Regions from separate parts of the Mus musculus genome. Here region 1 is linked to region 2. A link is a contact called in ENCODE Hi-C data. All regions are on one chromosome and are shown on one strand. The core of a region is the stretch at or near the end of the contact, and the rest is flanking DNA. Distances in the headings are between cores, read along the strand shown.

The links. Hi-C counts contacts between places; a loop is a spot of excess contacts on that map.
Region 1: a loop to region 2 is called in a map of T-helper 17 cell, with 119 times the contacts of the local background. The contact joins the promoter of Trmt10c here to the enhancer-like site in region 2. A Hi-C loop is called at or near these places in 3 of 37 maps with a recorded cell type or tissue (T-helper 1 cell, T-helper 17 cell and T-helper 2 cell).

The regions. Positions count from the first base shown.
Region 1 is chr16:56,036,430-56,039,129 of GRCm38, forward strand. Trmt10c (tRNA methyltransferase 10C, mitochondrial RNase P subunit) reads right to left here and starts at 1,357. Exons shown (of 2, transcript NM_029092.4): 1 at 1,072-1,357.
Region 2 is chr16:4,366,044-4,368,743 of GRCm38, forward strand. The region is part of intron 2 of Adcy9 (adenylate cyclase 9); the gene reads right to left. Among named protein-coding and RNA genes, the nearest start is that of Adcy9, 53 kb to the right of the region's middle. Within about 2 kb of position 1,430, at least 1 of the 3 ENCODE cell types and tissues checked has a DNase peak (open chromatin) inside an H3K27ac peak, as active enhancers do.

The sequences.
Region 1 (2,700 bases), core at 107-2,606, about 52 Mb after region 2:
TCTCAGCTCAGACTTTATAGCAGACGTTATAAAATAAAATATACAAAGCCAGGACAAATATATAAAAGGTTCTATAGTTTTATCTCAAAGAACTAGATGTTCCACAAAACAGCGAAAACACTTTGTTTGAGAACTTATGTAAAATGTGAGGGAGAAGGAAAATTCTTGAAAAATCCCACCCATCTTTAGCTTCTTGTCTGACTCTGTATACCCGTGCGTGTCCTCTGCTCCATGCAAATGCCCGGATGCACTCCATTCCACAGCAGTATAGTCCTAACTATGTGTTCCGTTGAGATCCAAGTTCACTCATGTGGTTTAAGCGGGTTTTTGCAGTATCACCCTTTGCTTGCCTGCCTTTTCAGCTGCACATCTTCTTTTCCCACTTTAGAGCAAACAATCCTATTAGTTTTTCAGAGCACCCTGTGCCTATGATAATACTTGTTTTCCCCACCAGAAACTAAAGACTATATTCCATTAGGATAAGGGCTGTGCCTATCCAGTTAAACGTGGCCAGCTTAGTCTACATATTGAGTTCCATGACAGCCAGGAATACTGTAAGACCGGTATCAAAAAGCAAAACAGCAAAACCATTCAAAAACAACCAAAAAATAAAAACTGATATCAGACTTTGAGAATTATTATTTAACTTAGAATCCTCAGGACCTGAGTTTGACAAAGTTATCATCCTGGGTAAGGCTTATTGTAGGCCTTCCAGCCCATGAGACCCTACTTAAAAAAAAAATATAAAAACAATATAGTTGATTTTTGCCTTTGTAACTAGTAGAAAGAAATTTCACACCACCATAGAAATTAAAAACAAAAACAAAAGTATAGGTTCTCCACTCTTTAGCGCCGGCTGGCAAATTCCCTTCCAGACAATTCTCCTGCCTCTGCCTCCCGAGTCCTGCCCCACCACACTCACTATAACAACCAAATTTTAAAAATATTTTATAGTAAAGTTCTGTGTGTGAGTCTGCGAAGGGGGTAATTATGTGCGCGGGCATGGCGATGCCCGGAGAGATCGAAAGCATGGGGAGCACCTAGGCAGAGAGACAGACCCCGACGACTTACACTTTAAAGCGCGACACAGGAGACGATCTGGGTGAACGCGGCTTCCGCTTCAGGTAGCGCCGTGCCTAACGACTCCTACAGCACGGCTTCCTCTCGCCTGGGGTTCTCAGAGGCCACGTTCCACGCCCCGCATCCTGGAAAGCCAGCGGGTCCACCCAGCACCCCAGCACCGGCAGAGAGAAGCTCCGCAGGTACCCAGACTGCGGCCGGCGGCTGGGCTGCAGGACTCCGGAGCAGATCCGCGTGCACACCGCGGCCTGCACTGCACCGCGAGGGTTTCCGCCGCGGCCGCCGGAAGTCCGGCACCACCGGATGTCCCGCCCCTCCGGCCACGGCCTCTGACGTTTAACTCGGCAGGCAGTTTGTTTCCCCACCCCCACCGCGCCTAAAGTCGCTCTGCGACCTCGCCGACTGCCCCTGAGTCCCCCGGAAAATGACGTTTTGAGTCGATTTGGGGGCTCGCCACCGATGCCCTGCCACATCATTTATTGCTTGGCGGTTAGAACTCGAATCCTTACAGGCTCTCAACTTGGTCACTCTCGTTACGCGCATGTCATAACAAAACCATAAGACTCAAGTCTTCACGTTCTATTTTAGAATTTAATTCTAGGCGGGCTAATGGCCAGTGTTTAATCCCAGAGTTTGGGAAGCTGAGGCGGCGGATCTCTGCAAGTTCGAGGCCATCGTGGTCTACAGAACGAGTTCAAGGACAGCCAAGGCTTACTCAGAGAAACCCTGTCTAGAAAAATCCAAGAAAGTAAAAGTAAATAAAATCTAATTCTAAATCAGTACTATTGCTAGTACCTACTACAGTGTGTACATACCATGTCACTTACGTGGAGAACAGGAGACAACCCCCGGGTATTGGTCCTCAGAGACAAGTGGATTTCTATGAGTTTGAGGCTAGCACAGTCTACTAAGTTTGAGTGAAAGATTCTGGCAGAATGTAAAAGGTCATAGAAGCCCTGAAATTGGTAAAATAGATTTTATTGTTAGTAGAACTGGCTTCATTGATTTAGAAAAATAGAGGTGCACAATGCTTTGGCCACTCCTCGAACCTGTGTGCCTGCCAATGTTCTGACCAGGTGTGTGCCCATTGCTGTACCTTCATTAGATTTTTTCCTTGTTTCCCTCCCATACCCATTTCTTGAGGAATCAATCATTTTAGAATAGATATTGTTTAGATCTGGAAATCCCCTAATCTCCCCCTTCTCCTTTCCCCCCGAGGGCCTATAAAAACTGGAAACTCTTTTCTCTCGGGGACGACTCCTCTACCCCTGCGTGGGATATGAGTCGTCCCCAGAGCTCTGGCTTTCCCCAAATAAAGCCTCATGTGGTTTGCAACAAGCTCGGTCTGTCGTGAGTTCTTGGGTGTCCGCTATTGTCCTGAGGCCTGAGTGAGGAGCTCCTCTCGGAGTTTTTCATTTGGGGGCTCGTCCGGGTTTGGCGTGACCACCCACGTCTCCGAAGACCCACTTGGAGGTGAGATTTTTTTGTCCAAAAATATTTCTGTAAGCCGGCTAGGTTCTGTGCTGAAATTTGCAGCCGCGACGTTTCGTGAGAAACAGAGACCTTTGCCTCGGGATGAGGCACTGAGTGTGAACAGCAGACGTGCTGGAATCACTGGCT
Region 2 (2,700 bases), core at 180-2,679:
AATAAAAACAAAGAGAAGTCCTTGGCCCTCCTAGTGGCTATGTGGTCCCCCTACAAATTGCTGTCCTGCCCTCTGTTGCTCAACTGCTAACTTGACTGCCAAACATATAGCCTGTACTGGCTAGTTTTGTGTCAACTTGACACAGCTGGAGTTATCACAGAGAAAGGAGCTTTAGTTGGGGAAATGCCTCCATGAGATCCAACTGTAAGGCATTTTCTCAATTAGTGAACAAGGGGGAACGGCCCCTTGTGGGTGGGGCCATCTCTGGGCTGGTAGTCTTGGTTCTATAAGAGAGCAGGCTGAGCAAGCCAGGGGAAGCAAGCCAGTAAGGAACATCCCTCCATGGCCTCTGCATCAGCTTCTGCTTCCTGACCTGCTTGAGCTCCAGTCCTGACTTCCTTGGTGATGAACAGCAGTATGGAAGTGTAAGCCGAATAAACCCTTTCCTCCCCAACTGATTCTTGGTCATGATGTTTGTGCAGGAATAGGAAACCCTGACTAAGACATAGCCCTTAAGACCAGTGGAGCCTACTAACATTCTGATGGCATACCCTAACCCTGTGCTGTCCAAGACTCCACAGTGAAGAAGAAATGGACACCTCAAACCCTCAGGTTGATAGAGGATACCAGAGAAAGAAACCATTCTCCCAGAAACAAGTGGCAAGGTTCCGGTAAGCAACCTTCACCAGATCACTCATCTGGGGTCCACAAAATTTCTAAGCTGCTCAAACCATGTGTGTTATACCTAGACTGGACACCCAGTGCAGGATGTCTCAGTTTGATGCCACGTGTTATACCTAGACTGGACACCCAGTGCAGTGTGGCCTCAGTTAGATGCCAAGTGTTTGCTTAAGTCAATCCAAAACAGAGAGTCCTTACCCAGGAAGGAGTCCGAAAGACAGGGCAACACCTCCTTGAATTCTGGGAAAACTGACTTCATTGAGATCTGGCCTGCCAGGGGAGGATACAAGTACTTGCTACTTTTTATAGATACTTTTCTGGGTAGATAAAAGTGTACCCTATCCAGACTAAAACTGCTCAAATAGTAGCTAAAAAAATCTCCTCCAGGAACTGGTCCCCTGATTTGGCCTCCCTATAGCAATGGGATCCAATAATGGCCTGGCTTTCATAGCCTAATCTTTCAATTAATTGCTAAAGTTTTAGATATTGAAAACTATATGCACAACTTTATTGTGCATAGAGACCTCAGAATTCTGGCCTAAAAAAGTAAACAGGACATTAAAAGAAACTCTAACAAAACTCTCCACAGAGTCTCTCCTTTAAAGCTAGGCCTCCCTCCTTTGCTTTAACATAGTCTGCCTTATCCCACATAGGGAGGGATTTAGCCCCTATGAAGTTCTCTTTGGAAGGCCTGTCTCACTGCTTCCCAGGCTCAGAGACCAGCAGTTGGCGGGACTCCCACTCCTGTGGCTGTGAAGGTATTACATTGTGGATCCACCACACCCAGGTCAAGAAAGTGGGAGCTCAGATGTGGCCAAATGGACAGTCTCTAGACTATGGAAAATAAAGATTACACTGAGGCCCTGGGCCATTCTACTCCCTGCCCCACCACTTTCTCCTGAAATGTGTGTTTTGCACTATAGCTATAAACACAGGGTTACAGTCTGGCCCCTGCTGCCCTCAGGCCTGGACTGGAAACTGAGGAAGACAGATACAGAGAAAGTATTAGTCATGGCTGTCACAAGATGAAAGATGAAACCAGGTCTAGTGTGACTACAAATCAGCAGCCCATATTCCAACCACTACCTCTGCTCACTGACGCCCACTCTGAGTGTCTCGTTGTATTGGCAAAAGGAAAAGATATGGGAATTTATCTTTTAAGACAGAATTTACAACTCTATGCATTCCCTGTGCCTGCTTCTGTCCCAAGGTTGCCAGAAACAAGGGAGTTTCCACTGCATAAATTGGGGTTGTAAAACTGAGGCTTCCTGAAATTTTCCTTTAAAAAAAATTCTGGCATTTAGGAAACAGGAAAGACCTGGGGAATCAGACTCTATGTCACAGGGAGGGACACTGGGGATCAAGTTAATCATTCCCAGCAGGAAATAGGCCAGGATTGCTGGATGCGCTTAGACTCCCACCTCCTTCACAACACAGATAAGAATGAGCCAGACTATCAACCCGCTGACTGACAAAGCTCGATGTGACTGGGGGCAGCCCAGATTAACATCAGAGGACTTACAACTTACAATAGGCTAAAATTTGCCCACTGTAATATCCCAAAACTGTTAACCTAGGCAATTCCCCTGATTGAGATGCCAGTCATTCTGCCTTTTGTGTTAATTCATCTGGACAACAGCAATATTACTGGGCCCCTGAGACTTACTTGGTGGGCACGCACCAATGGTTTGACTGAATGTGCCTCTTCTGTTGCTTTGCAAACTAAGTAGACAAGTTGATCAGGACCTAGAGGTATTATAACAACAGGTAGATTCCCTTGCAGAAATGGTCATACAAAATTGGAGGCTTAGACTTACATCTCCTGAGCTAAAGGAAAATATGGCTTTGGGGGGGAAATTGTTGTCTCTATGCTAATTGACCAGAGTAATGTAAAAGAATGTTGCTGGGTTGGGAAAAAACGCAGAGAGAGAGGAGAGACAGAGACACAGACAGACACTGAGATTACTCAGACAACTGGTACCAGGCTCTGTTCTCCTGGTCCCCTGGCTAACTACTCTG